Regions from separate parts of the Homo sapiens genome. Here all the other regions are linked to region 1. A link is an interaction called in ENCODE POLR2A ChIA-PET data of the cell type or tissue named here. Cell type or tissue: OCI-LY7. All regions are shown on one strand. Links, peaks and the distances in the headings refer to the core of each region. The heading gives the core; the rest is flanking DNA. Region 1 has its middle 160 kb from the start of LINC01994. Region 2 has its middle 66 kb from the start of LINC01995. Region 3 has its middle 73 kb from the start of LINC01994. Region 4 has its middle 96 kb from the start of SOX2.

Region 1 (7,892 bases), core at 1,407-6,406:
ATGAGTGATACACTATATATAATACATGACATACGAAAGGTGCTCAGTAAGTTGTAGCATTATGAACTGTAATGGTTGAAAGGCTTTAGGAACCCTATGTTATATTCAATTCATATAGGCACATCCTAAATTATCTTGTTGCTTGAACTTATATTTCCAAAATGTTGACAGACTTCTTGGGAAGTGGCTCTTGTTTAGAAAGACAATGAGACTGCCATCGACTTGATAGGGACATATAGGAAACACTACAGTGGGAGCAAACCTTCAAAAATAGAGTAATGCGAACTTCTTACCCCAGGTAGAACGTCTTTATATTCCATTAGCATCCTGTATACCAGATTTTTTCAGTTTGTCTTTGAAGTCTCCTCACCTCTCTGTGCATCAGTTTCTTCATCTGTGAAATGAAGACATTAATCTCCAAATTCCCTTCCAGCTAAAACTTCGTATTAGTTTATTGATGAGGTGAGAGATGGCATGATTGACAGACTCTGGATTTAGGAACTATAAATTTTAATTATAAAAATGCTCCCTATGAGTAAAGTTACTTTCTATTATCTGTTCTAGGTGGTAGGAGAAGGCTGTAAGTCTCAAGAACAGAGTAGTACTGTCTTAATCACAAAGCTTTGTTGCACAACAGAAAGTACAAATTACTTGCAAATTCGGGAAACCAATTGGATTGCAAGGAGCCTCTGGACTAAAATCATGTCCTGATGCTAGGAAAATAGACTGGCTTCAGAAACACATGACCACTTCCTATGGCTCATCCATTTCTGTTTTAAAACACAACCTTGGAATACATACATTTATTCCTTGAAAAACTTTTTCACATTGCTTGGGTATAACCTGAACATCGAGTGGCCATAGGCATCCTCAACTCACACAAACTGAACAGTATGACACCGTTCATGCTATGGTAAGCCCCGGTTTTGAAAAACCGGAGAAATATTAGTTAGTAACCTGCTCTAAAAAGTTTCACATATAGCACTGTATAAATAAAACTTTTAATACTATATTATGTGGGAAATAAGAACAACATCAATAATGTCCTCTAAGCTCCTTGAAGGTGGAGAGTGTCTTATGCATGTTTATTTCCCCAGCACCTGTCTCATGCAAGGGGATATTTGAATATTGAAAAGAATAGTTAATGTTTGTATCAGTGATATTTGAATTGAAATGTTTCTTGACTTAGTTGAGCACTTTCTCGAGTATTTTACTAACTTTTTTCAAGTCAATATTTTCATGCTGATTATCTCACTCAATCTTTAAAAAATAAATTCTATGACTTATTTTGGAAACCAGGAGTAATTTTTCAACTGAGATTTGATAGTAAATTAAAAGACCATCTTCCCTTTAAGACCAGTGATCTCTCTTAAGTTCCAACTATTAAATATTCTTAGAAAGCCTGTGCCTTGGAATGAGACAAATTGCTGCTTTCTAGCGATATGAGTTGAACAAGTTACTTAACCAGTCCAAGCCTCAGTTTTCTTGTCTGTAAAATGACTTTGTTGTTGGTCGATTGTGTTTTTGTCTTAGTCAAGATTAGATATAATGTATACACAGCCTCTAGAGCAATTTCCAGCATGTAGTGGGGGGGCGGAGGGATATTATTATTGTCATTTTTCTGAAGCTATTTTTCCCCACTGGTAAGATATGACATTTTCTATTGAAAAATAAAAATCTGCTGCTTGTCACTTTATGAAACCTAGACAAGTTTTCACCTCCCATTTTGGCTTAGCTTAAGAAGTAGGATTCAGAATTATCCCACGAAATTAAAAATGTTTACCCCGCCCCCACCTCACCCAAGGGCAATCACCGGAGGGTTCCTGAGCATCCACTCAGCCTGACCTACAGGAGAAATAAAAGTTGAGAACAGGGTCTCCATGCAGAGCTAAATGATTCATGTGCAAACGCCCTCTCTGATTCATAACAAGGGAGCAAATCATCCTGTCATTCCCAGAAGCCTGCAGAGCCAGCCTCATTTGGCTGAGACTGTGGGGGCTTCCAGTTTCCAGGCATAGAGTTTGGCTGCAGTCTGAATGCTTGGTGATGACCAAATTGGTGGGGAATATAGCTGAGCAGCAGGGCTGACGACTCTCTGAGGTACTGTGGGTAATTAGAGATTCATTACAATCCCATAGTTTGTATCATGGCTCGGTGTCAACACAGGGTCACTGCACATGGCAAACTTATGAAGCTGTGTCTAGAAGGATGACGCCAGCCCGGAGAGGCTGGGAGAGGGAAGCGGACAGGGATGAGGAGCAGGGGGGCTGGGACGCAGATACACAGCCAGGGACTGGAGACAGCCCGGATGTGGGGCAGTGGGCCCCGCGGGCTCTGGGGAAGGGAGCAAAACACAGGCAGCTGAACTAGCTTCCCCACCGCCATTCCTGCCATCTCCAATTAACCTTCCAAGCCAAGGGTTCCCAGAGATTGGCATGTCATGGGCCAGTCCAATTTCAAAAAATAATTGGGGCCTGACATAGGGTAGCCAACTTCTTATTTTGCAGAGTAAGGACATTGAAAGCAAACAAAACAGTTGCCATCCACTATCACCATCATTTCAGAAGAGAAAGGGGATTTTTACACTAAATAAGGTAGGAAGGACATAATCTCAGGATAAATGACAGTCATGTAAATTTAATTAATTTAGCTCACCAAGTTATGGTTATTTTTCTCATTACCATGAAGACTTATGAAAACTCTCTTGCAGACTGGCTTTAGGTTTTCCCTCCAGATTTTCCACAGTGGCAAGACTCAGAGCACAGTTTTGTGGAGAATATTCATAAGGAGAAAAAGGACACTGCACATCTTATGAACTTTATGAAGATTGCTTTACGAAGAACTTTATGAAGAAAGATAGCTTCTGCCTCTTCTTTATATACTCTTTTCATTCCCCAGTTGAAAAGAAAAGAAAAAAGAAAGAGAAAAAAAAGGAAGGAAAGGAAAAGCTTATCTATCAAATCATTTCATTAGCATGACATTCAAACTGTTCTAATGAATTTAAATGGGATTTTTGATTTTATGTTTCTTCCAGGTGACATAGCAATGATAACATATCTGTAAAATTCTTTTTTTTTTTTTTTTTTTGAGACAGAGTCTTGCTCTGTTGTCCAGGTTGGAGTGCAGTGGCGCGATCTCGGCTCACTGCAAGCTCCGCCTCCCGGGTTCACGCCATTCTCCCTCAGTAGTATTCTCCCTCCCGAGTAGCTGTGACTGCAGGTGCCTGCCACCACACCTGGCTAATTTTTTGTATTTTTAGTAGAGACGGGGTTTCACCGTGTTAGCCAGGATGGTCTTGATCTCCCGACCTCATGATCTGCCTGCCTCAGCCTCCCAAAGTGCTGGAATTACAGGTATGAGCCACCGCGCCTGGCACATACCTGTAAAATTCTTTTATTTGCAAAGGACTTTCACATTTATGACCTTCTCTGATTCACCAAACAAACCCAGTAGATAGTATTATACTATATTACCCATTGTACGGATGAGGAAACTGAGGGTATGATTTGCCCAAATTCAAACATTCAGTAAATTGTGGAGCTAGGATTCAAACTCATCTTTCCTGGCTCCATAGTCTATACTCTTTCATTACAACATGAATTAAGGGAAAAGAGAGGTACTCTGATATAATTTTGCCATGATCAATCTTTTTATTCTCTGGAACAAGATCTTCACATTTTGGAAAAATCTTATAAAGAATCAAAAGTGAAACCTGGATGGCCCTGAAACCAAAAGCTCTGTTTTTCAGTCCCAAGGCACTCTAATTATGGAGCATGAGTCATCTCCACCCTGATACACTTAAAGCCATATTTCATTAGTTCAAGTGGACCACCCTGCAGGGTGGGGTTACACAAAAGAGGAAAACAGAAGCGTTCAGTTAATGAAACAGAAAAAATGACAGTACCTCACTTATAGCTGACTTTGTGTTAGTATTTTTAGATGTTTTTTTAAAGAACGCTTTTGCATATCTTTTTGTTACGTCAAATTAACAAATTTCACTTGATGCGAATTTGTCACATTCAGAACTGGAAGAAGTGGTGAGTCGGGAGGCTTTGCGGCAAGGAGAATACCGCCTGGGTGAGGAACAGGTGGTATGTGCCCTTCTGTGTGTGACCAGCCCGGCTGCAGGTGGCTTCTGCACTTGCAAAGGCTGAAGGAGCACAAGTAAGGATGTCTCTCACAGGACCTTCAGGCCCTCCCTAGGCATGTGGATGGCTCCTCTCTGTCGTAGTCCTCCTCTAGCTGGAGTCTAAGTGCTTGCTGAATTTCGGGCCTGCCTCAGCTTTATTTCCCTTTCAACACTAATGCACAGCAATATCCAGAACTAACAGGAAAAGGAGGAATTCATTTCTCAGGGAAATATGGGCCTTGAGCTTAGAGGTTAAAATCAGGGATTCTCATATCTGCATTTCTTTAGAACTGTGAAGGGCTTTGTGTTTTGCTTTTTCAGAATGCGTAGACCAGACTTCTAGGTAGGTAGAAACTAACAGCTTCTTAAATTCTAAAATTATTTGAAAAGGAAAATAATTATATAAATTAGAGCTTTATATACTAATCTGTAAGTTTGTCTCATTTGCCTGATTAATGGAACCAAGATATGATCCCAATTAGCTCCCAACTTCAAGATTAGAAAAGATCCTCCATAAACATTCAAATAAGTTTTGTATCTAAGTTAATAGAATCGGACCAGTGTTAATTTTCTGGTTTCGACTTTCTACTATGGTTGTGCACAATATCATTGGTGGAAGCTGGGTGATGGTTATATGGAATCCATACTGTTTTCACATCTTCTTTGTAGTTCTTAAATTACTTCAAAACCAAAGGGTTTTCTTGTTTAAACTCTTCATGTAGCTTTCTCCTGATAAGCTAAGAGGTCCCCTGAAAGTAAAAAACATTAGTGCATAGGTGATGTATCACATGTCCCTATCCTCAGAATGCTGAGGGGCTTTGTGGTCTAGGTAGTTCAAAACAATAATCTAAAAAACTTATTTGCTTCATACTTACCATACATTTCATGAATAACTAATTATTTTTCTCATGTATTAGCAGGCCAAATGGCCTTCACTTTGAACTTATGAAAGGCACCTTTCTATTTAAGGAAATTCTATAAAAGAAGCTTTGGCGAATTGATAATAATGACCATCCACTGTGGAAGACAGCTGGCCTATGAACTTCATACACATTATCTTTTTTAATTGTCACAATAATCCTGCAAGGTAGTTATTATTGTCCTCCTTTTGCAGTTAAGAGAACTGGAGACACAAAAAAGCTAAGTGAATTATGCAAAGCCACCCAGCTAGAAGTGACTTTCTTCAGAGGAAGTTCTTGGAATTCCTGTGCCACCATAAGAGTTACTCACCTGCTGGATTTTTATGAGAAGGTATGTACTTCCTAATTTATTCAGATAATTTTTGGCGTATATCCTGCTTTGCTGTGCATGTTTATTCTACTATAAATTTATTCATTCAATCATTCATTGATTGACTAACTCATTCAACAAATATTTATGGAATGCCTCATGTGTACCAGACACTGTGAACTGCAACATTGAATGAAACAGAATTATGTCCCCTCCCTCAAGAAGGTCAACAAGTAAATACATAAATATTTTTAAAAAGCAATAAGCCAGTTGCAGAAAAATGAAGAGGATGAGGGAGAATGGAGGATTAAGTGGAAGTGAGGTGTGGAATAAGGGCGCTATTTAAGGTAAGGGGTCCAGGGATGGCTTTTCTGAGGAGACAACATTTGGGCCGAGACCTGATGAAGCGAGGAGAAATGCCACAGTGGGGAAGAGGGCAGCAAGTGTGCAGGCCTTCAAAGGAGAAGCAGGAGATGCCCAGTGGGTTTGGAGTTCTGTGAGGGAGGTGTGTGGTAGGAGGTAGATGAGAGAGGTAGCCAGGGGCTAGATCACTGCAGGGTTTTGTAGCCTGTGGTGAGAATTTAGGTTTTATTTTAATTGTGATGGGAAGCCACTGGAAAAAAAGACCGGGTCCAATTTACACTTGAAAAGAATCACTCTGGCTGCTGCCTGGGGAACCATGTATAAGGGGGCCAGGGTGGCAGCAAGGATACCACTGGGGGCCAGGACAAGGGATGTGGTGGCTTAGATGAGGGTAAGAGTTTTCTTCTAACCCTGACCTAAGATCTATGACTTCCTGACAATAAATTCTAATATTGAATGCCTTTAGGCTTAACAATGTAGGGATCCCAACCTGCCAAAGCTGTGGGCACAGAACAAATAACACATTTTGCATTCTGAGTGTCTCTGGGAAAGGAAGAAAAAATGACAGGCAGAAGGGAACAAAGGGTGTGTATGGGTTTTGCCATTGTCTCTAAAAGTGGATAATGTGGATTCAATTGCCCTCCTCCTTTCAACTTTCATAGTGCTTAATTCTGCCCCACTAATTTTTACATAATCACATGTGGCCTTTCTGTGCAACTTCCCTTTAAGGAAATGCATCTTTTTCTTTCCAAAAATACTAGCAGTTCCTAAAGGGCAGACACTGTGTTGATATGGTGCTTGTATTAAATGACTAGAATTTTACAGTAAGATAGTTGATGTTAAAATGTATACTTTTAAAATGATTAATATTTAGGTAATTGAATAAATGCAATTAAATTGGCCAGTTATTTAGTAAAGTTGAGGGTTAGAAAATATCTTGGCCTTGTTGGATGTCTCCTGGCTCTCTAATGCATCCTTTCTGAGGACGTTCAATGGACCACTGTTCCACAGGATGTTAATAGGTGTTATTTGAAAACAGGCTTTTGTGGTCAGATAGTTTAGGGAGTCTTAGTGAAATAAAATTACATAGGTTTTTTCACTGTAGGACTTCTCAGTGGCTTTACTATGCTAATGTCTATTGTAAATGTGCAAGAAGTGACATAATTTGTAATCTGTCCCTAAAATCTCTGACCGTGAAACTTCTTTCTCATTGAACTTTTTTAGAGAGCACCTCCTGAAACTAGAGTTATGAAAACACATACTTTGCAAAAGATTTCAGTGGAAATCATGGTAGGTAACGAAGTGGGCAAACTTTTCTTCTGATTCTGTTATAAATAAAAACCAAGGCCTATACCAAGGAAGAATAATTAGCAAAGGCTTGAATGGTCTTTTTCAAACTGATCATCAGAAAGACAATAATTAAATACAATTTTTTATCCTGATTTAGCAAAATGCTGACTCAGCTTATCATCTGGTGTGAAGGATAGAATTCACTTGGTTCGGGCAGGGCGTGGTGGCCCACGCCTGTAATCCCAGCACTTTGGGAGGCTGAGGCGGGTGGATCACGAGGTCAGGAGATCGAGACCATCTTGGCTAATATGGTGAAACCCCGTCTCTACTAAAAATACAAAAAATTAGCTGGGCATGGTGGCGGGTGCCTGTAGTCCCAGCTACTCTGGAGGCTGAGGTAGGAGAATGGCATGAACCTGGGAGGCAGAGGTTGCAGTGAGCTGAGATTGTGCCACTGAACTCCAGCCTGGGCCACAAAGCGAGACTCCAACTCAAAAAAAAAAAAAAAAAATTCACTCGGTTCAAAGTTTTATATCAGAATCTATTGTTAACTGGTCAATTAATTTGTTGGAGATGTAGCAAAGGGATTGATTCATTTACCAAATTCTTTTTCATCTATGAAATTTAACGTCTATGATGGATACAATCCTTCCTAGAAGGTAAAAACCTATACCAGTTTGTTGTTGGAAATGATTTCTGCCAATTCACAGTTGTGGTCACTATAGCACTTTATTTTTCACAATTTCAGTTGGACTTGGAAATATCTAACCCACTCCAGTTTTGCTTGCCTTTCATGATCATGTGACCAGGAAGCAGCAGTAAGCAGACTACTCTTAAGATGGAGCTGTGGTGATTTAGGCATGGGGGCTCTTGAAATTAA
Region 2 (7,892 bases), core at 1,675-6,674, 250 kb before region 1:
AATTTTTTATGTAAAGAATAAATTGCAGTCTCTGTACTTGAGGCTCTTACAACATAGAAATAATATCAGACTAAGCTCTCATATGAAGTATGGATAAAATGTTATGAGAGTTTAGAAGAGATCAATATTAGGTTTTCTGAAGACTAGCTGGTCCTAATAATGAAAACTAACATTTATAGGGTGCCTAGTGTTTTAGTCCATTTTCACACTGCTGATAAAGATATACCCAAGACTGGGCAATTTACAAATAAAAGTGGTTTAGTGGACTCACGGTTCCACATGTCTGGGGAGGGCTCACAATCATGGTGGAAGGTGAAAGGCACATCTCACATGGCAGCAGACAGGAGAGGAGAATAAGAGCCAAGTGAAAGGGATATATAAAACCATCAGATCTCATAAGACTTATTCACTACAGAGAGAACTTTATGGGAGAAACTGCCCTCATGATTCAATTGTCTCCCACTGGGTCCCTCCCACAACACGAGGGAATTATGGAAACTACAATTCAAGATGAGATTTGGGTGGGGACGCAGCCAAACCATATCACCCAGTAAGTGACTACTCTTGGAAAGCCTGGATCTGGAAGGTTTACCACCAAAGCTGATAGGAATCTTCCCTGCCTCTGGGTAGAGAGGTTGTTCAACAATGCAGCCTGGCATGAAGATTTAAGTCTCAGTTAATAAAATAAACAGTTCTGACTATGTATTCAAAATATTTATTCAGAAAAATAGGAAGGTCTCTGCCTTCCTGTTTTTGAAGTATGATGAAAAGGGGAAGGGAAGCTCATACTATACAAACTCTGCTTCTCTGATACATATTCTTGAAGTGCCAGTGTAGATACATACTTTTCTTAGAAATGGCTGGGAATAAACTAACAAATGCAGGAATGATATTGGTAAGAGACTCTTGAAACTTCAGGTATGTGAAATTTGTAAGGGAGCATCTTAGTGGCAACAAATAAGTACTAGTTTTCTATTTTGGGCTACCTATTCCAGGGCACTGAGAAAAACCGTACATGAGCTTAGTTCTTAGGGAACTGTGGAGAATGGAAAAAGCATTAGAAGAGGGACATATGACTTAGTGACAGACTAGTAATCCAGACAAGTATGATTTGTGAATATATAGAAAAGAAAGCAGTGGGTTCACTAAGTCATGCCTAATAAATTAAATTTTCTTTCTTTTTAAAAATTTCAAAATTAATACCCAATAAATAAATTAATACTACATACTTGTGGGGTAGCAATGTGATATGTATAATGTAAGTAATCAGATAATGGTAATTAACATATCCATCATCTCAAACATTTATCATTTCTTTGTGTTGGGAACATTTAATATCCTTCTTCTAGCTACTTGAAATTATATAATATACTATTGTTAGCTATAAGTCATCCTATAGTGCTATAGAACAATAGGATTTATTCCTGTCATCTAGCTGTAACTTTGTAGCCTTTAACAAAAGTCTCCCTATCCACCCTTCCCCCATCCTTCCCAGTCTCTAATATTATCTGTTCTACTTTTTCCCTCTATGATACCAACTTTTTCTTTTAGCTTCCACATACAAGTGAGAACATGTGATGTTTTAACTTTCAGGAGCATGCTGTTTAATTTTAATGTATTTGTATAGTTTCAAATGTTCCTCTTGTTATTGATTTTTGATTTTATTCCATTGTAGCCAGTTAAGATACTTAGTATGATTTCAATTTAAAAAATGTTTGAAACTTGTTTTGTGTCCTAACAAATGGTCAATTCTGGAGAATGTTCTATGTGCTGATGAAAATAATGTGCCTTTTGCTGTCATTGGGTGAAATGTTCTATAAATGTCTGCTAGGTACTTTTGGTCTATGGTGTCACTGAAATCTGATGTTTCTTTTTTGATTTTCTGTGTAGATGATCTGTCTAATGCTCAGAATGGAGTGTTGAAGTCATTAACTGTTATTGTATTGGAGTCTATCTCTCTTTTTCAATATAATAATATTTGTTTTTATATCTGGGTGCTCTAGTTTTGGGTGCATATGTATCTACAGTTGTTATAGTCTCTTGTTGAATTTGTTCCTTTATTATTGTATAATGTCCTTCCTGGTCTCTTTTTGACTTAGTCTGTTTTTTTTTTCCTGATATTAGTTACTCTTGCTTGCTTTTGGTTTCCATTTGAATGGAATATTTTTTTCCATTGCCCCACTTTCAGCCTATGTGTGTCATTACAACTGAGGTGAGTTTCTTGTAGGCAGCATATAATTGAGTCTTGGTTTTTAAAAAGTCCATTTAGACAGTTGATATCTTTTAAATGGGGAATTTAATCAGTCTACATTCAAGGTTATTATTGATAAGTGAGAACTTACTCCTGTCATTTTGTTGATTGTTTTCTGATTGTTTTATATATCCTTTCTTCCTTACTTTCTCTCTTATTGTTTGTTTTTGTGGTTGGGTGGTTTTCTGTATCAATAAGACTTGATTCTTTCTTCTTTCTCCTTTGTGTATTAGTTCTGCTGGTGAGTTTTATAGTTTCACATGCTTTCATAATGGTGGTAGTTGTCTTTTCACTTCCAGATGTAAGATTCCCTTCAGCATTTCTTGCAAGGCTGGTCTAGTGGAGATTAATTTCCTGTTTTTGCTTGTCTGTGAAAGATTTTATTTCTCCTTCATTTCTGAAAGGTATATTTGCTGGGTATAATATTTTGGTTGAGAGTGTTTTTCTTTCAGTATTTTGAACATATATATCATTCCATTCTCTTCTAGTCTGTAAGGTGTCTGCTGAGAAATTCAGTGTTAATCTAATGGGGGTTCCTGTATGTATGAATTAATGCTTCTCTTTTGCTGCTTTTAGAATTCTTTCTTTGTCTTTGACTTTTGAAAATTTGATTATAATGTGCCTTGGGGAGGATCTGTGTAGGTTGAATGGATTTGAGATTCTTTGAGCTTTCTGAATCTGAATGTCCATCTCTTTCCCATGACTTGGGAAGTTTTCAGCTACCATTTTCATTTTATATGTTTTCTACACCATTTCCATTTTCTTTTCCTTCTGGGATGCCCAAATGTGAATACTTGTTCACTTAACCATGTCCCATAAATCTTGTAGGTTTTCTTCATTCTTCATGCTTTTTCTTTTTGTCTGCCTGTGTTATTTCTAATGACCTGTCTTTAAGTTTCAAAAATTCTTTCTTCTGCTTGACCTATTCTTGAAACTGTCAATTGTATTTTTTTATTTCATTCATTGAGTTCTTCAGCTATAGATTTTCTGTTTGGTTCTTTTTAATGATATCTATCTTTTCATTGAACGTTTTCCTTCAAATCATGCATGAATTGTTTTCCTGATTTCATTAAATTTTCTGTGTTCTCTTGTATCTTATTGAATTTCCTTAAGATTATTATTTTGAATTCTTTTTGTGGCAGTTTGTATATTTCCTTATGATCAGGGTCTGTTACCAAAAACTTCTGTGTTCCTTTGGAAGTGTCATGTTTCCTTGCTTTTTCATGTTAGATGTGTCCCTATGTTGATTTCTATGCATCTGGTGAAAGAGCTGCTTCTTCCAATATTATGGAGTAGGTTTCATCAGGAAAGACTCATTTATGTAAATGGGTCTTAAAGTGTCACTTCATTGGGGTGTATTGGCTTTGGTTCTATGTGGATGCAGTAGTATATTCTCCATGTAATTTCTTTAGCTGTAATCCACACTAGTGATGTTTGTGAGTGTCTCAGTGGCCTAGGCTGAGAGACTTTGTGGCAGAGGTGGTGTGGCTTTTCCATGGGTGGGCTTGCCAGCCTATTTCTCAGGTCAGGGGTGCATGTGTTCATATAGTGGGTCCACCAACTTGGGGCTGGGGTTGGAGCTACAGGGAAGTTACTCTGATTGGGAGTGTATGCATGTAGTTATCTGGCTGGCCTGTGGGCATGCCTTCCAGGGATGGCCCATGTGGCTGCTTCTCAGGCCTGAGATGTGGGCACCACACTGCTTGGCTTACCTGGGAACCTGCCTGCCAGGAGTAGCCTGCAGAAATGTTTCTCAGGCCCAGGATGTGGATGCACAGCTGCTTGACCAGCCTGGGGCTGTGTCTGCCAGGGGCTGCCCTCAGAGCTGTTTCTCAGGCCCTGATTGCAGGTATAGAGTCATTGGTCATGACAGAGGCTTGTTGGCAGGGGGTGGGGGCCCTGCAGGGCTATTAATCAAGCCCTGGGTATGAATATATAGCTGCTGTGCTGGCCTGGAGAGTGTCAGCTGCTTGGAGGCTTGAGGGCCTTTCCTGCTCTGGAGAAGGTGTACAACAGTTTGACCAGCTCAAGGGTGGGTTTGCCTTGGGTGGTACTGCCAGACTATTTCTCTAGCTGGAAGTGTGGATGGCAAGGTTTGGTTCCCTGCTGTGCAGGACCGGGCCCAGCCTCTGCACTGCTGGGGTTGTGGTGTTCAGCCCCCAGTTTGGGCTTGGTAGAAAGAAGATGGAGGCCCAATGCTGGAGAGATGCAGTGGCTACTAGGCCCCAGAGCATGGCACACCCCCGAGGTGGCTCTGGTCTCAAAATGGTGCTATGCTGCAGCAGCTTGGCCCACAGGGCCTGGGTGGGAGGGGGATAGTGCACAACCATGTGCTTCTAATCTGGGGCAATGCAGCTGCACAAATTCCTAGCAGCTCTCCTAACTGGGTTCAGGGCTTGCGGGGACTGTGGGATTCTGCTACAGTAAGGAGGGTAGGCATTTGTGGTGGTGGTGGGGGCAGGTGGGATTCTTCGGCTTACATTTGCTTGTTTGATGTGTTCCTACCTCCCTCCTGACTCCAGGAAAATCTGATCCAGGCAGGGGAGATGGTGCTGCAGAGGCCAAGTACCTTCATGCTGCACTCTGGCTTTCAGTCACCACACCTGTGTCCTTTACTCCTCCACTGCACTCCAGTGCTATCCCTTCAACACTCCAGTCAAATCTTAGCTGTTTATTTGTTGCCTTGGTCCTCTTTTGTGGGGGAGGATGAGTGCCAGGGACCCCTGGTTAGGAACTTGTTGACCTTGTCCATCAAATTTTATTTTTTCGACAGGGATATTTGGTAGTTCTGGAGACTGCACTAAACATAGTGTATCCTTACTTCAAGATTGCATTTGGCTGTTTCTCTTGAACTTTTAAAAAATAAAATGGAGAAAGGCAAATAGGACGATAGCACGAAGGTATGTATTCATAACCAGTCAAGGAACTAATTGAATGTCAAAGCATGCTAATTAATGGATAGTTGATAACCCTGATATACAATTCTATGGTCCTACCACACAGATTGTGTCCTTGTCCTGGTCAAAAACCAACAAAACTTTATTTAGTGCACACTGTGTGTCAGGCACTGCACTGAGTGCTGGGATAACACTGGCTTATACATGTCAGGTGCTGTACTAAACATTTTATGATCTTATTTAATTATGCAATAACCTTATCACAGTTATCATCTCCATTTTATATATGAGGAAAAGGGAGTCAGAGAACTGAATTAGCTTGGCCAAGGTTGGTCACACAGCTAGTAAATGGCAGTGCCCAGATACAAACTTTGGTTTTTAACTCCTCTTCACTGCCTAGGTTTTTCATTAATGATTAGAGCAAGAAAATGCATCAGTAGGCAGATGAAATGAATGTGGAAGAGCTACTGATGTGGGAACGTGCTTAACGACAGAATTAGTATCCCAAAGAATTTTAATGGGCTGGAGCAAATTTAATCAGAGAACATTTAACAGGGGATGCATGTGAAATCCTGAGCTTGGTTCCAAATATCCAGCTGCACAGGGCAATGTGGCTTAGCAGCTGCATAAGCTCAATGTGATTCAATAATGTGACATAGCTGCCCTAAAAGTGAATGAAAACGGGTGCCATATTTGTACAAATCTAGTATTGCAAACAAGGGGATAGATTATTCCGTTTTATTCTGGTCAGGCCATATGTGGAATTTGTGAGGAGTTCTCGGCAGCACACCTTTGTGGGGACATAGACAGGCTTAAACAGACTCAGGAAAGGACTCAGTACCACTTTTCTTTCATTTTTTTCGACATGTATTTTTTTTTGAGGGCTTATGTGCAGGTGTGCGTTAGGCACTGAGGAAATGGCAGTTTACGAAACAGCGTCTTTGTTGCTTACATTATTCTCACTGGAGAGGCAAAAAAATAAACATGTGAACAAATAAATACTATGTCAGCGATGACTGGTGATGGAGAATTAAGCAGTGTAAAGGGGTAGAGAATGAGTCGGGAGCTATTGCAGATAAGTTGCTCAGGAAAGCCATTTCTGAAGAGTTGCTATGTGATCAGAAACCTTCAATAGCTAAGGGAGGGCATCGTAAATAAAAGATAAATGGAAGAAGAAAATTTTATGCAGAGGAAAAAGAAAGTACAAAACCCTGAGGTGGGAGTTTGCTTCATATGTTCTGGAGGGAACCCAAGGAAGCCATTGTGATATGTTGGTAGACAATGATGCAGGAGGAGAAGTAAATAAAGCATTTCAAGAAGTACAGAATGACCAACATGAATAAGATGAGAACAGAAAACTGGTCATTGGATATGGCAATGTGGAACTCTTTGGTGACCTGCAGTTCCTCAGAATTAATCAAAAGAAATATAGCCTTGGGAAGAAAAGCCTTAGAGTGTTGTTTCTCAAGGTGTTATTGTGGACTACCTGAAGAACTCCTACAATCAAACCTCTAGGTTATGGGGCCCGGGAATCTTCATTTTTAGCAGTATGTGTTTCTTATTCACCGTTAAGTTTGAAAACTACTAATATAGGGAGGGCTAGCTGACATGAAGTATTTACAAAGTTGTTTTACATCTCCACTAAGGGACTGATGAATTGAAGCTAAAAGAAGACAAATTCATTTTACTTTAGGAGAATGAACAACACTTCAATGCTGAACATTTGAAAGTAGAATGAGTTGTATCTTACAGAAAAGAATTCTCTTCCATTGAAACAGAGACTGGATAATCACATTTTGGGGGGTTGTTTGGAGGGAATTTTACTGTCATATGGCATGGCAAGAGTGTTGCAGTAAGTAACCTTCTAACCCCCTGGTTCTGTTTTTCTGAAATGCAGACTGCAAACTCTCACCGCTGCTCTAAGTAGCCTGAGGAACAGGAGCTCAAACTAACCTTTCCTGTGTCTGATTTGTCTCTTAAAATGTTGAAAAAAGGCATTTCTATTTTGCCGAGTCTCAGAGTTGGTTAGGGTTGTCAAGTGACCATGAAATGACATTTGTTAATTGAAGGACATGTAGATAATTAAAATTTTACTGAATAATGGCAAAAGAAAAGAAATCTTAGTAATTAAGAGAAAGTGTTATATCAATGTTAGCATGTTTCTGTTACAACATATCGGGAATATCCTGAAAGTCAATTCCCTCGCTGTTATTGGATATTATTATTATTATTAAATGAGGGCAAAAGCACAAAGTCAGAACAGATATCTTGGATCTGTTAGCAAATGAGATGTTCCAAATTTTGCGTCACAGAATTAGCATGGTGGGTTCTTTTTGCTGGCCCATAACATTTCCTGCATGTAACAGAGGCTGGGCTGTGGACCTCCTCATTTGTTGAAGCATATGCAGTATTGTTGGACTCACCACACAGCTGTGGGGGGAAAACGTTGCTCACCCTAAGGTTATAACCCCCCTTCTCTAAATTACTGTTTACTGATGTGGGAGAAAAGGACTCCTGGCATAGCCCAATAATTACTCTTGGCACAGCTCAATAATTAATGAAGTGTTAAAAAGACTCTGCTAAAGTTTGTGCATCTGCTATGGAGGGTGCGAAAGTACAAGAAACTCGCCTTTGCAGCCAAGTCAAAAACACACATGGCCTTCCCTGTCCTCCCAGGGGAGAACCCAGTGGGGAGTGAGAAAGAGTGAATGAGTTAGTGCAGGAGAGAAAGGGGACTCTTACTA
Region 3 (7,892 bases), core at 1,816-6,815, 88 kb before region 1:
GGACCTGTGTGATGTCTTGTGATGGGAAGAGGGAAAGGCGATGGAACTAAATTATGACATAAAGCTGGCTGGAGAGTGGCCCTGAGGTAGGATGGTGAAGGTGTATTACTGACCCTACCAGCTGATCTTGACAATGGTAATAACGAAGAGAAAAAAAAAAACTTAATGAGGCAAAGTATCAAAAGAAGACAAGGAAAAGACAAGGGTACATCTTGTAAACAATCAAGGATGTTCTGGTTGGCTGTACAAGAAGAGGAGTCCACACAGAAAAAAGAAGAATGCTCATCCTGCAATCCTAGCATGATAGGTAGGTAGGAAGGGGTATTGATACGGGTTCATAGGTATGTAATGTGCAGATACAGATGTGGGGAGCTGGACATATGTGAAAAAGCACTATGATGTAGAGATGTACATGATGTAGAGATGTACACTATGATATAAAAGATACTAACACTGAAAGTCTTTAGAAGAAGGGTAATATTGGAAAGGGGGAAATGTAAAATCTTCACAAAAGGATAAAAGAAAAAAATGTTAAGAATCCAAGTTAAGACACAGGGATGAACAAGTCAAGGTACAAAGTAGGTTTCCTAATTGAATCCTATTATGGACAATCTGAAGTATTAGAAAGAAGGGAAAAAGGGGAAAGAATGAACACATCTGATATAACTGGTATAAATGCTCGAGTAAGAATGAGTCTTTTCCACTGATCTAGTTATTTTAAGTGGTGAAGATCTCCTCTCCCAAAGAATAGAAATATTGAACAGGTGCCCAGAACATACTGCAAGACATCTAACTGACTTATTGAATTAAAACACATAATCCATCACATGTGGAGTTTGTGTTTTCTACACAATTGTGTATTTTACACACATTTCTGTCATGCTGAATGTTTGTCAATAGTTCTTATAATGACAATGTTTTAGCCTCAGGGACTCAGAGGAAGGTACTTTCCTTGAGACAAAGCAAAAATATGTCCTCTCTTTCCCTCATCAAGGCTCTGGCTCTTGACCTGTTAAGAAGCATCAGCTGAAGATGCCCTTGGTATTGCCAGACTTCCCTTCGGAATGTAGGTTTTCAAACACATATTCCCAGCTGAGCCAGGGAGGTTTGCCCAAGAATGCAAGATGGCTTGCAGAAGACTGGAAAAGCAACTTTCTTTCTCTTCTTGTTTCAGCTTCCTTTACTGCAGCCAATGCCACACTTCATACCTGAGTATAAAGGCTGAAAGAAAGGAGAGCGGAGAAAGATAGGCAAATTGCCTTCACTTGCCTTCATAAATCTGCGGAGAGGTGTAAGCCTCTCTCTGTGGGCTGATGGCAGCTCATTTTCCCTTTGTGATGGGGAAGACATTGGCTAAATATCCTGATATCCTGAAATTAGCTTTCAATTGAATTAATAGTTGAAACCAAAACTGCGTATGGGACTGGTGGTCATTGGGAGACTTTTTTTTAACTCCTGTAGTTTATGTCATCTCTATGGCAGTTACCATTTCCTACCATGTACAGTCTTAATCCCCCTAGTAAATCTAGGGACTGTCATAAATATCTTTATTCCCTACAGCATCTAAAACAGTGCTTTGCACATAATAAGTGCTTAACAAATAAATGCTTAATTCCTTTATTTATTAAAGGAGTACATAAATAAAAAATAAAGGCTTATTAAACTATCAGTGGCAGAATAATTTTGTGATGGCTGGAGTTTTCTTTGATAGTCACCTTTTCAAATTATCATAAAGGTGTTTTTTTAATGTCTTTGTAACTTCAGTGATTTCCCTGATGTTTCACATCATAAATACAATGACAAAGATGTAGTTTTACCTCACAGTGTCAATATGTAGATTAATTTTTTACATTTTAAAGGGGATACTACAATTCTTTCTCAAATATACCTAATTCTAAAATAAAAATGAGCCAAGTGCAGTTATGCATGCCTGTAATCTCAGCTACTTGGGAGACTGAGGAGGGAGAATGTCTTGAGCCCAGGAGTTTGAGGCCAGCCTGGGCAACGTGGTGAGACCCATCTCTAAAAAAGAAAAAGGAAGGAAAAGAGGAAAAGAAAAAAAGAAAAAGAAAAATGGTTTCCTACAAGGTGATGTAGTGATGTAATCTTATATTCTTCCACGCTACTTGATTAACTATACAACATATTTTATTTTCTTCTAAGAGATTAATCATACATATTCACCTTTGCTTCTGTATTTAAAAGCCAGGGGTCAGGAATTTCAAAGGAAACACTTTGTTACAATTCCAGAACAGGAGAAAACATAACGGCAGAGACCAAAATCTATCATGGTATTTTGGCTTCCTGCCTTTCTTTAATTTTACAATGAGGGGGAAAATCCAGGTGAGACCTGACTCCTTTTAGGAGTTCCTTTCCTGTGTGCTCTGTCTCCAGCCAGGAGAGAGACTGACAGAACGATAACACTCGATGCCAGGCTCCTTTGCCCACTCAAAGACCCTCCCTCAGGTATCAGTTGCTTGGTTGAGCTCTGAGGTCAACTAGACACCTCCCTTGAGACTTACCTGGCCTGAGGGATAGAACGACCAGAAAATCCTCTCAGGGATAGCAGCTGTTATCTGAGCTAGGATCAAAGTCCCCCTCTGTACTGCAGAAAAACATCTTCCAAACTGGGTCTGTTTCTCCATGATTCCAATGAATGTTGAATGAGTCCCCAGGGACACCAGTTGCTTTGCTTAGGAGCAAGCTGTCAGAAATACTGTGCAATGAAAGTTCACCTCCTTTTAAGGTCTTTTTTGTTTGAGCATTTTTTTTCGTTGTCTCAGAGGGCCATCAGAAGTTAATCAAGAAATTAAGCAACAGGAAAATGTGATGATTAATTTTGTTTTGACAGTTTTCGTTTGTGTATTGTCTTTTTTATTTTTTCCCTGAAATATGACAATTGCTTCACCCTGGTAATAGCCATAGTATCCAAGAAAGGCACAGTAGGTATAAAAAGCCATTGTTCAAACCTTCAGTTTTGTATATGAAAACATGAAAAACAAAAAGAAACTTTCCTACTGATTAGATTTGGATTGCAAAGTGCTAAAGTTTCTCTTGCCTTATACCAAATCTTTTAGGCTAGTCCATAACAGCAACCTTAAACTAGGTACCTGGCATTCATGTTCTTAATGGAAATACAATAGTCCAGAAAATTTGATAATTTTCCATCAAAGGATAAATATGAACCATTCATCTAGTGAGTCCATATTTGCAGAGACTCAAATAGATCCAAAGTGATGCTTCAGTTTACTGCTAAGCAAATATAGCACTAGAGTGTAAACTCTTCAAGACGTTGAACATGTCTCATTCATTTTAGTATCTCCAGCAACTATCACTGGGCCTGGAATACAGAAGATGTACCAAATATCTCTTGAGTGAACTAGATTGAGATAGCTTCTTTTATCTTGTTAAAATTGCAGAACCAATGAACTGAACTAGAGGTGAAAATGTCATAAGGACAGAATATGTACCTGGGCCAAGGAGAGAGAGTATAGCATTTGGAAGCACACTTTATAGATAATGCTTTTTAAATACTTCCATTCTTTTCAGCTTGAATATATTTTGCTGACATTGTAGTTATAGCCAATTTTATTTTGCACGTTTCAGGTTGCCCAGTTTAAATTGATGTTTTTGGTAGCAATGCCAGTGGGTAGGTGGGTGGGTCAGATATTTTAGTCATGGCACACACTATTGTACAGACATCTGTTATATTGAATGGATTATTTTGTTTATCAAGTTTCTCTGAATAGCAATTTCAGTTCTGTATCTTATTTCCTTCTTTGATGAGGGTATTGCCAGCAGATGCAAGCTACATATTGGCTTGAGTTTCTTGCAGTTCCCTGCACAGCTTTTTTTTTTTTAACTTCTTTTTCTTCCCCTTAGCATTTTTCTTCTCAATTAACTGTATCATTCTAAAGAAATTCAGCATTTTGAACATGATATTCTAAAATTAACAGCCTCACTAATTTTCCTTTTAAGAAACATTTCTTATTTTTCCAAGGTCATTGCCAATAATAACACAATTTTCCCCTTTTCCCCCCTTTTAAAAAATCTTCTATTCTGGTGGTTTTCCCCCTTATAAATAGCTAGTTATTCTTTAATAACAAATGTGATTTGAGAGAAGAGTTTGTGGTTTTGTCTAAAGTACTGTTCAACAGTTGTTCTACTTATTTAAATCAGCAGAAACCCCTCGGGAGCAGAGCTTGTGTCAGCAGATCTGAACATAAAGGGTCAGTATTAGCTGTTTATTCTGAATAATCTGGAAGTCAGATAAATCTGAGCAAGTATTTTGGTAATCTCAAGAAAGGCATTGTGGGGAACCAAGAACTCTATTCTCTGTTGTGCTGTGCTCTATTGTTAAGACTACAAATCAGATGATAATGATAATAATAATGGTAATGATGACAATGGTAATAGTTAATGCTTATCCAGCACTTAATATGTGTCAGGTATCATTCTAAATCTATCTGTCTATCTATCTATCTATCTATCTATCTATCTATCTATCTATCTATCTATTGCTCTATCTATAATCTATCATTCAAATCCCACAACAAACCTATAAGATAAATATTTTTATTCCTGTTTCACATTTGAGGACACTGAGGAAGAATAACATTAGGTGCAGCCCCCAAATCCAGAGTAAATGGCTGGTAAATGGCTGAATCAGGACTCAAACCTAAGCAGGATAGCTCAGAAATGTGTACTTTCAACCATGTGCTACACTGCATATATTTACACATTAGGAAGGAGACAGTAATACGAATATATTGTTGTCTACACAGTTCCAGGCACTGCTAGGCATTAGCACTGGAATGCAAAATTCTCCTGACTTGAAATTGCCCACAGTCTAGCAAAGGATCAGAATTGAAAACAGATTAATTCACCACAAAGATATTATAGAGGAAGGATGCGTAGGCATGAAGATGGTTGAGGAAAGATCCCAGGAGATCTGAGCCTGGCCAGATGAATAGTGAGTAGAGGTCAAGGTAGGTGCAGAAGAAGGTTCAGAGAGCCCAGGAAGGAAGGAAAGGCATGTGTTGAGGCAGAAAGCCAGGAATCCAGTGTGGTTGTGAGGAGCATCTCCTCCCATGGCATTACTAAAATGCAACATGGGAAACTGGACAGTAACAGGAAAGGAATGTAGAGAAGCAGGTAGAAGCTTTGTGTGAGGCATTTATGTGATAAGTTGTCCCAAGGCAAGAGTGCATAATACGGCCTGCCTGTGGCAGGGTGAAAAACAGGAAACTGTCAACACCTGATTCCTCCTCTTGTCTACGCCAGAGAAAAGCCCTGACATGTGGGGCTTGGGACTAGTTGCTCACTGCTCCCCATCCTCCCTGTTCCACCTTGGAGCTTGGCCCTAACACAGGGGTTGGCAGTGGGACGGAACTGGCTGGCTCTGTCATCTGGACTCCATAGCATCATTTCACTTCCGGCCGCATCACCCTCCTTGTGGAATATGGCCTTGAGGTTGCACGTTGGTAATCCCTCCTGCTTAATGACAGTGTGCCATGGGTAAAGCTCATTTCTCCTTTCCTGCAGGTAAGAGAATCACAGTAATTATGTTGGATGAATGTGCATACAGTGGCCTAGCAGTTTGACTGAATTGGAAAATCAGCAAGAGTTAGCAATCTTGAGGAAGAAACAAAAGGCTGAAGAATATGAATAGGAGGGAGAGGTTTGAAAGGAATTTTAAATGTGAGGCTCTGGCAAAAAGCTAGATAGAGATACTAAAAAATGTAGACGACGTGGACTTTAATAGAGTTTCACAATATCCTATAGAGTTCAAAGTGCTGGATTATTGTGGTTCCAAGAAATCTTTTTCCCCTTATTTATAGCAATTAATATCTTGTTTCACTGTAATTTACATGTCTTTATCTCTAGACTGTGAGATCCTTGAGTCTAATCTTATTCCTCTTTTAGTATCTCCAACACTTAACAGGGCTTGGCACAAATTTACTGCTTAATAAAGGAGTGTTAAATTTAAAAACTATGTAATGGAGAGGCACAGAGAGGTATGAGCCTCTTTTGTGTTGGTTGGGTGTTGTGTAGGGAGAAACATAGAGGGCTCAAGATAGAGGCCCAAAGAGAAAAAATTATTGAGACAGACAGTGGGGTGAGGCAGAAAGTGCAAGGGCTTTGGGCTCAGAGAAACTCAGATTTCAGTCTTTGCCTTATTGGCACTTGGCTCTATCCCCAACTCTGGACAGGCCCAGCTCTCCATGAGGATGGCAAGGACAGGAAGATGTGTCTCAGCAGCAACCTTCCAGAATGTCCCGTATATCCTTGTGTGGAGGATGCTGCTTGCACACATGGATGCCAGGAGAGCCAGCTCTGCCCATCTCAGGCCAAGGTTTCCACCACGCAGGTGTGCCCAGCAGTGACCTCACCAGAATCTTGAGTTCCAGAAAGTCATATACACAGCCCAGTTCCCTGCTATCCTTGTTTCCTCTTTCTATACCACTTCTAGATAGTCCTGTAGGAATGTCTACTTCTGGGTGTGTACTAGGCTTCTGCATACACCTCTTGTACTGTCATATTATTCTTTTTTTTTTTTTTGAAATGTAGTCTTGCTCTGTCACCCAGGCTGGAGTGCAGTGGCACAAGCTCAGCTCACTGCAACTCCATCTCCCAAGTTCAAGCGATTCTCCTGCCTCAGCCTCCCGAGGAGCTGGGATTACAGGCACCTGCCATCATGCACGGGTAATTTTTGTATTTTTACTAGAGATGGGGTTTTGCTATGTTGGCCAGGCTGGTCTCGAGCTCCTGACCTCAAGTGATCCACCTGCTTCGGCCTCCCAAAGTGCTGGGATTACAGGCGTAAGCCACCGTGCCCAGCCTGTCATGTTATTCTAATATAACATGGGGAGAGATCTGGCAGCCTGGATATCTTTTTGGTAACTTACCGAATAACAATCTTGTATTAGCTGTTATCCGCTCCAAGAGTTGCAAACCATATTATCTATCTAGAATTGAAATTAAGCAAAAACAATTAGACTTTAACTCCAATTGATTTCTCTCTCTCTCTCTGAAATGAATAGATATTATTTTAGGGCAGTTTTACACTTACAGAAAAGTTGAGTAAAAAGTACAGAAAGTTCCCATATTCTCCCTCTTCTCTCTCACTCGTTTTCCCTATTATTAATGTCTTGCGTTGGTATGGTACATTTGTTACAAGCGATGAACCAATATTGATGCATCAGCATTAACTAAAGTCTACAGTTTCTATTGGGGTTCATTCTTTGTGTTATTCTACGGGTTTTGCTAAAAGCATAGTCATGTTATCTACAATTACAGTATTAAACAGAAAGAATCATTGCCCTAAAAATCCCCCTGTGATCCACCTATGTATCACTTCCTTCTCCTCCAGCCCCGGGCAACCATTGATCTTTTCACTGGCTTTTTACACATAGCAATGTGCATTTCAAGTTTCTCCATGTCGTTTCACTGCTTGACAGCTCATTTATTTCTATTCCTGAATAATATTCTAATATGTGGATGTTTCACAGCTTGTTTGTTCATTCACTAATAAAGGTTACCTATGTTTCTTCCCATTTTTTGCAATTATGAATGAAATTGCAATTAAATTTGCAGGTAGGTTTTTGCGTGGACATATGCTTCAATTCATTTGGGTAAATGACTAGAAGTATGATTGCTGGATCATATGGTAAGATGATATTTAGCTTTGTAGGAAACTGCCAAACTGTCTTCCAAGGTGGTTGTGCCATTTTGCATTCCCACCAGGAATGAACAAGAGTTCCTGTTGCTCCAAATCCTCACCAGCATTGGTGTTGTCAGTGTTCTCAATTTTGGCCATTCTAATAGGTATGTAGTGATAGCTTATTTTTTTTTTTTTTCGAGACAGAGTCTAGCTCCATCGCCCAGGCTGT
Region 4 (7,892 bases), core at 1,202-6,201, 520 kb after region 1:
AAAATACAAAAATTAGCCAGGTATGGTGGCACGTGCCTGCAGTCCCAGATACTTGGGAGGCTAAAGTGGGAGAATCACTTGAACCCAGGAGGCGGAGGTTTCAGTGAGCCAAGACTGCGCCATTGCACTCCAGCCTGGGTGACAGAGTGAGACTCTGTCTCAAAAAAAAAAAAAAAACGCCAGGCGCGGTGGCTCACGCCTATAATCCCGGCACTTTGGGAGGCCGAGGCAGGTGGATCACGAGGTCAGGAGATCGAGACCATCCTGGATAACCCAGTGAAACCCCATCTCTACTAAAAATACAAAAAAACAGCCGGGCGTGGTGGCGGGCGCCTGTAGTCCCAGCTACTTGGGAGGCTGAGGCAGGAGAATGGCGCGAACCCTGGAGGCGGAGCTTGCAGTGAGCCGAGATTGCGCCACTGCACTCCAGTCTCTGGGCGACAGAGCAAGACTCCGTCTCAAAAAAAAAAAAAAAAAAAAAAATACCATTCTGCAATTCCCAGTAAAATAGCTGATTCAGCCAATGATCACCAATAGTTGCTAAAACCATTAGGTGAAAAGTTGTTGTTGAAGAACAGGGTACTCAAAAGTTTCTTAGAATGGAAAAGTCTGATAATTATAAACTTATCCAAATGATCAAACTTAAAGTTGCTGAGGCAAAATCTTATTTATTTTTTAAAATCCTGTGTTCTAAAAAAAAAAAAAAATTAAAACAACAACAAACTCTGTGTTCTTCCTGTAGACATTTAGTAAGAACTTCGTATCACCTATGAAGCATTTTTGTCAAAAAAATTTTAAGCTGGCCGGGCACGGTGGCTCACGCCTGTAATCCCAGCACTTTGGGAGGCCGAGGCGGGCGGATCACCTGAGGTCTGGAGTTCAAGAGCAGCCTGACCGACATGGAGAAACCCCGTCTCTACTAAAAATACAAAATTAGCCGGGTGTGGTGGCACAGTAGATGCCTGTAATCCCATCTACTCCGGAGGCTGAGGCAGGAGAATGGCTTGAACCCGGGAGGCAGAGGTTGCTGTGAGCCGAGATCGCACCGTTGCACTCCAGCCTGGGCAACAAGAGCAAAACTCCGTCTCAAAAAAAAAAAAAAAAAAAAGCCAATATAATCAAACTTTAGAGCTAACAGTTTATAAGAAATACAGGTGATAAGGAAGCAAAGTACAATTATCATGAGAAAACAGACAAATCCTGAATATGAGGGATTCAGCAAGGCTAAGTCTCTTCAAAAAGCCAAGTGTCATTAAGACGAATAAGCACAACAAAAAGGAAAAGGCAGGGGACAGTTTTAGACTAAAGGGACATAAGCAAATACAATAAGTGAAATTTCATTGAATTCTTCAACTTTTTTTTTGAGATGGAGTCTCATGTTGTCAATGAAGGTTTATTTATCACCTACTAAATGCTTAGGTAAATGTGTTCATTCTTAAGCATGCAATAGGGACAAAACCAGTTTCAACACTTATTTACATGGAGAAATAGGCATTGATTAAATGATCATATAAACGCACATGTAGTTATAAACTGAGACAAATATTTTGAGGGAAAGACATTTGGGGCTAAGAAAGAATGAAAGGCCCGGCGCGGGGGCTCACGCCTGTAATCCCAGCACTTTGGGAGGCCGAGGCAGGTGGATCACCTGAGGTCAGGAGTTTGAGACCAGCCTGGCCAACGTGGCGAAACCCTGTCTTTACTAAAAATTAAAAAATCAGCCGGGTGTCATGTAATCCCAGCTACTCAGGAGGCCAAGGCAGGAGAATTGATAGAACACTGGAGGCGGAGGTTGCAGTAAGCTGGGATCACACCACTGCACTCCAGCCTGGGCAACAAGAGTGAAACTCCGTCTAAATAAAAAAAAGAAAAAAGAAAGAATGAAAGAGGAACCTAACCTAGGTGGGGGTTGGGGGTTGGGGGTTGAGGGGGAAGCAGGAAATGCTTTCAGAAAAGACTTCTCTGAGAAAATGTTTGAATTCAGATAGGAAGGATACATTAGAATTAAGCAAGTTTGGCAGGGGAGTGATTGTGTCTAGGAAGAGGGAAGAACACATGCAAAGATGTTGAGGTAGCTTTTCTGAAGAAATGAGAGAATGATGGTATGAATGGAACACAGAACAGGGGGTAAAATAATATAAGACTAGACTAGGGCAGTCATTGGAGCTAAAACTTGCTGAGGACTGTAGAGTTTGTAACATTATCTTGTTTATTTATTTATTTATTTGAGACGGAGTCTTGCTCTGTTGCCCAGGCTGGAGTGCAGTGGCACTATCTCAGTTCACTGCAACCTCCGTCACCCGGGTTCAAGTGATTCTCCTGCCTCAGCCACCCAAGTAGCTGGGATTATAGTCACCCACCACCACACCCAGCTAATTTTTGTATTTTTAGTAGAGACGGGGTTTCACCATGTTGGCCAGGCTGGTCTTGAACTCTTGAGCTCAAGTGATCCACCTTCCTCGGCCTCTCAAAGTGCTGGGATTACAGGCGTGAGCCACTGCACCTGGCCTGGAACATTAGTTTAAAAACAATGGGAAGGCATTGGAAGATTGGAAATGTGGGGAAGGGGCTGACATATTATATCTTATAAAAATATCACTCAGGCTGATATATGGAAGTTTATTGAAAGGAGTGAGTGGGGATATGGGGATGCCAGTCAGGAGGCTGTTGCAGATACTGAGATAAAAGATGACAGCTCCTCATCCTAAGGCAATGGCAATGGAGATGGGGAAAAGTAGATAGATTCAAGTACATGAAATAGATAGTATATACTATAAGTCAGTAAAGAAAGGTGGTTGGAATGGCTCCTAGAATTCCATAATTCTGCACTTGGGATTCAACAATCTGTGTTTCCTAAGGAAAAAAAAACATGGAAGTCCAAGGTAGGCGGATCATGAGGTCAGGAGTTCAAGATCAGCCTGGCCAACGTGGTGAAACCCCGTCTTTACTAAAAATACAAAAATTAGCCGGGCATGGTGGCACACACCTGTAATCCCAGCTACTCAGGAAGCTGAGGCAGGAGAATTGCTTGAACCCAGGAGGCGGAGGTTGCAGTGAGCCGAGATCGTGCCACTACATTCCAGCCTGAGTGACAGAGAGAGACTCTGTCTCAAAAAAAAAAAGAAAAGAAAAGAAAAGAAAAAACATGGAAAGAGGATCAGATTGAAGGGGGAAGATTGAGTTTAGGTTGGACATAGAAAGACTAAGATATGCAAGTAAACATATCAAATAGACATTTGGATATGTAGGTCTGAATTCAGAAGAGAGATCTAAACTGGAGATTTGGCAGCCATTGACACAGACATGGTAACCGTGGCCACGGGAAGGGATATGGTCACCTAGGTAAGCTTTCAGAATGAGAAGAGAAAAGAGAGATTACTGAATGAGAAAAGAAAACAGAACCATGCATGATGGCACACACCTGTAGTCCCAGCGGGAGGACCGCTTGAGCCCAGGAGTTTAAGGTTGTAGTGTGCAATGATCACACCTGTGAATAGCCACTGTCGAGTGATACTCTGCCTCTTCAGAAGAGAGAGAGAAGAGAAAAGAGTCCATTACAAATATTTGAAGAATGCCAACATTTAATGGCCAGGTATAGGAGAAGGGGCTCATGAAGGACATTGAGAAGGAACTCTTAAGTAAGAAGGAAGAATACTAGAAGTATGTAACATCATGAAAGTCAAGGTAAGAACATGTTTCAAGTGTGAAGGAATGACTAGTAGACTCAAATGTTGCTGTAGGATCAGCTTAGAAAGGGACTAGGTATATACCCAAGATAAATGAAAACATACATCTGGGCTAGGCGCGGTAGTTCATGCGTGTAATCCAGCACTTTGGGAGGCCAAGGCAGGTGGATCACTTGAGTCCAGGAGTTCAAGACGAGCCTGGGCAGCATGGTGAGACCCTGTCTCTACAAAAATTAGCTGGGCGTGGTGCACATGCCTGCAGTCCCAGCTACTCAGGAGGCTGAGGTAGGAGGATTATTTGAGCCCGGGTGGTGGAGGTTGCAGTGTGCCAAGATTGCACCACTGCACTCAAAAAAACAAAAAAGAAAAAAAGAGAAAAGAAAACATACATCCATTAAAAACATGTACATGAATGTTCATAGCAGTATTATTCATTATAGTATTATTTGTAATAGCCAAAAATACTACTGCATGAATGAACTTTGAAACCATTATGCTCAGTGAAAGAAATCAGTCACAAAAAAATATGTACTGTAAATTTTCATTTACATGAGATATCCAGAATAGACAAATCTATACAGACAGAGAGTAGATTACTGTTTCCCTGGGCCTGGGAGGCTAGAGGGGGATAGAGTGACAACTAATGGGAACAGTTTCTTTTGGAGATGAGGAAAAGTTCTAAAATTAGATTGTGATAATTGTCCAGCTCTGTCATTATACTGAAGACCATTGAAATGTATAATTAAAATGAGTGAATTGTATGGTATGTAAATTTTATTTCAATGAAACTGTTTTTTTAAAAAAAATAAATCTAGGCCGGGTACAATGGCTCACACCTATAATCACAGCATTTTGGGAGGCTAAGGCAGGTGGATCACCTGAGGTCAGGAGTTTGAAACCAGCCTGGCCAACATGGCAAAACTCTGTCTCTACTAAAAATACAAAAATTAGCTAGGCTAGGTGGCAGGCACCTGTAATCCAAACTACTCAAGAGGCTAAGGCAAAGGAATCACTTGAACCCAGGAGGCGGTGGTTGCAGATCTGGTTGCAGCTGAGATCGTGCCACTGGGCAATAGAGCAAGACTCCATCTCAAAAAAAAAAAACTAATATTTAAGCCAGATGACAGCAAACTATTTTTAAATGGATATTATTCATTTTCCCTGATTCCAGCACCCTCTTATTCTAAAAGCAAGAAAACTAGGAAATTGAATTTGTCATTATAAATTTGTTTAGAGCTGACGGAACCAAACAAAAGGAATTTAGAAATGTTGATGGATATCTCAAACCAACTAAATACTAACCCAATCAACTAATAATGAAGTGTTTACATATCTTGGATCCTTAGAAAACTATAGATAATCTGATAAAATTCTGAATATTCAACCTGATTCAATTCATTTACTTATTCAGCATCTTTTTATTGAGTACCAATATGTGGCACTTTATCACAGATGCTTTAAACAGTGGTCATCTTTTTAATTTTAATTTTGATTATTTATTTATTTATTTATTTATTTTGAGGCAGGGGGTCACTTTGTCACCTAGGCTGAAGTGCAGTGGTGTGATCTCGGCTCACCGCAGCCTCGATCTCACAGGCTCAGGCAATCCTCCTACCTCAGCCCCACAAGTAGCTGGGACTACAAGCATGAGCCACCACACCCAGCTAACTTTTCTTTTTTTTAATTTTTCTTAGAGATGGGGTTTTGCCATGTTGCCCAGGCTGGTCTCAAACTCTTGAGCTCAAGTGATTCTCCTGCCTCAGCTTCCCAAAGTGCTGGGATTACAGGCATAAGTCACCATGCCTGGCCTTAGTAGTCATCTTTTAAAAATATTAAATTTAAAACCATGGTCTGACAGTAGGACTGAATATTAGAAATGAAGGCTATCTCTTACAATCTAGACATAAACTCTCCTAATGCACATTTTAATACTGGATGGTGGGAAGGAGGCAATGAGAAACTCACATTTGTTGAATGTCTATAATTTGTCAGGTAATGTGCTAAGCAATTCAAAAGTATGATCTCACTTAGTTCTCAAAATAACACATTAAGGTGAGTATTATCATCATATGAGTAAACTATTCAAAGAGGTTATGTAACTTATTCAGTCACGCATCTGTAAGCTGGAGGGAAAAGTTTTGAAACAAGGTCCTCTGATTCTAAAATCAGATTCTGGTTTTTTGTTTTTTTTTTTGTCGATGCTGCCTCCTGAGAGAACACTTATTAATTAATTCACTTCACTTATTCAGCAGAGATGTATTTAACATTATCATATGGTAGCCATTTTGCTGGCCCCTAGGGATATAAAGATGAACTTGATGGAGAACTACCCCTGACCTCACAGGGCTCACAGTATAGCTGGGAAGACAATAAACAGAGGTATTGTCAACATGGCCAGGCAGAGTGACTTGCACCTGTAATCCCAATACTCTGGGAGTCTGAGGCAGGAAGATCACTTGAAGCCAGGAGTTAAAGAACAACCTGGGCAACACAGCAAGACCCCTTGTCTTAAACAAACAAATAAATAAATAAACCTTCAACATGTTATAAGATTAACTCCCTTTATTGAATTTCACTGTATTCCAAGTGCTCTTCTATGTACTTCTGCATTCATTAAGACTCCAGTCCCAACCTTCCTTCCCTACTGCATCTCCTACCAATTTATCTGGGACCCTCTATGCCAGAAACACTGAACCCTTCCCAGCAATCCTCTAAATTATATTCTTTCTTCTTTATCACTTTTCCATTTTCCCTCCACCTTTGTACATTCTTCCCATTTTGCCCTTCCCTCTCTTTTTAGGAAAAATAGATTTAAACCGAAGTGAGGGTGAGTGATTTCCAATAAGAAAGACCTCATTTTTGGATTTTCTTGTTGTTGTTGTTTTGTTTTGTTTTGTTTTGTTTTGTTTTGTTTGTTTTTGAGACAGAGTCTTGCTCTATTGCCCAGGTTGGAGTGCAGTGGCACGATCTCAGCTCACTGCAGCCTCCGCTCCCTGGGTTCAAGGGATTCTCGTGCCCCAGCCTCCCAAGTAGCTGGGATTACAGGTGCCTACCATCATGCCTGGCTAATTTTTGTATTTTTAGTAGAGACGGGGTTTCACCATGTTGGCCAGGCTGGTCTCGAACTCCTGACCTCAAATGATCTGCCTGCCTTGGCCTCCCAAAGTGCTGGGATTATAGGCATGAGCCACCGTGCCAGGTCGAAAGACCTCATTTTTTAATCTAGGTTGGCCTCCTCCTTATACCACAGTGACAAGTTATTTAATCTACCCCAACTCTGGTACCCCATCTGTAAAATGAGAATGATAATAACCACCTCATATGATATTTGTGAAGATTCATGCAATAATAATGCATAGTGCCTGGCACATAGTATTTTCGAAAATGATTTTTGTGTGTGTGTAATAGCAAGGAGAAATAGACCAATCAAAAGTGATTATTGAATGTGGAAAAGAAGGCAAGAACTGCTATGCATAAAGAGAAAAAAGACCCCCCAAATCCTTGAGGGCCAAATAATATTTTATGAAGAAGCTAAGATTTAAATTACTGCTTGAAAGATGAGTAGATTCCAAATAGTCACAACTGCAGGAGAAAAGCTGAAAGAAGACTTGCTCTTTTTCTGGTTTTAAATATTCTTTTACATGATACACTGTAGAGCAGAACCAGGAGCTGGCTGTAATAAGAAGGTTAGCTCTCCTTTCTTTGCAAGTCAGTACACTGTATTCATAAGAGTGTGAAGATTCTTCCACCCTCTTTACTCTCCCAACCCAAAAATGTCTTAGGAACTTCCCTAGTTATCCCATCCACCAACCCAGCTACTGAGCCTGAACTGCAGATGCCTCCTCCCCAGAGGTTTCCTCTTTACTATAAGCTTGTGATCATTTATTGATTCTTTTCAACAATTATTGAAATACATCAAAATCCTAAATTCTTGTTTGCGCTTTGACTCAGGATTTACACCTGTAGGAATTTATCCCAAGGATATAGTCACAGTGATGAGCAAATATCCAGCCATAAGGATCTTTACCACAATGTGTTTGTTTGTTTGTTTGTTTGTTTGGAGACAGAGTTTTGCTCTTTTTGCCCAGGGTGGAGTGCAATGACGTGATCTAGGCTCATTGCAACCTCCACCCCCTGGGTTCAAGTGATTCTCCTAGCTCAGCCTCCTGAGTAGCTGGGATTACAGGAATGCACCACCACATCCGG

Evidence for each region. Peaks named below come from ENCODE experiments on the same cell type or tissue, not always from the same donor. Only the 100,000 strongest peaks of a DNase experiment are listed, where the experiment ranks them.
Region 2: POLR2A ChIA-PET joins it to region 1 with 7 read pairs; 2 of 35 experiments call an interaction of 5 or more read pairs at or near these places.
Region 3: POLR2A ChIA-PET joins it to region 1 with 6 read pairs; 1 of 35 experiments calls an interaction of 5 or more read pairs at or near these places.
Region 4: POLR2A ChIA-PET joins it to region 1 with 6 read pairs; 1 of 35 experiments calls an interaction of 5 or more read pairs at or near these places.

The regions. Positions count from the first base shown.
Region 1 is chr3:182,321,646-182,329,537 of GRCh38, reverse strand. No RefSeq gene overlaps it. Among named protein-coding and RNA genes, the nearest start is that of LINC01994, 160 kb to the left of the region's middle. RefSeq lists enhancers at 1,711-2,251, 2,252-2,793. In OCI-LY7, for the core only: no CTCF peak of the experiment used is centred there; a DNase peak (open chromatin) is centred at 4,097; H3K4me3 peaks cover 2,673 bases; H3K27ac peaks cover 3,997 bases.
Region 2 is chr3:182,568,890-182,576,781 of GRCh38, reverse strand. No RefSeq gene overlaps it. Among named protein-coding and RNA genes, the nearest start is that of LINC01995, 66 kb to the right of the region's middle. In OCI-LY7, for the core only: no CTCF peak of the experiment used is centred there; no DNase peak of the experiment used is centred there.
Region 3 is chr3:182,409,560-182,417,451 of GRCh38, reverse strand. No RefSeq gene overlaps it. Among named protein-coding and RNA genes, the nearest start is that of LINC01994, 73 kb to the left of the region's middle. In OCI-LY7, for the core only: no CTCF peak of the experiment used is centred there; DNase peaks (open chromatin) are centred at 3,781, 4,181 and 5,251; H3K4me3 peaks cover 4,583 bases; H3K27ac peaks cover 5,000 bases.
Region 4 is chr3:181,803,741-181,811,632 of GRCh38, reverse strand. No RefSeq gene overlaps it. Among named protein-coding and RNA genes, the nearest start is that of SOX2, 96 kb to the right of the region's middle. In OCI-LY7, for the core only: no CTCF peak of the experiment used is centred there; DNase peaks (open chromatin) are centred at 1,922 and 3,392; H3K4me3 peaks cover 857 bases; H3K27ac peaks cover 2,145 bases.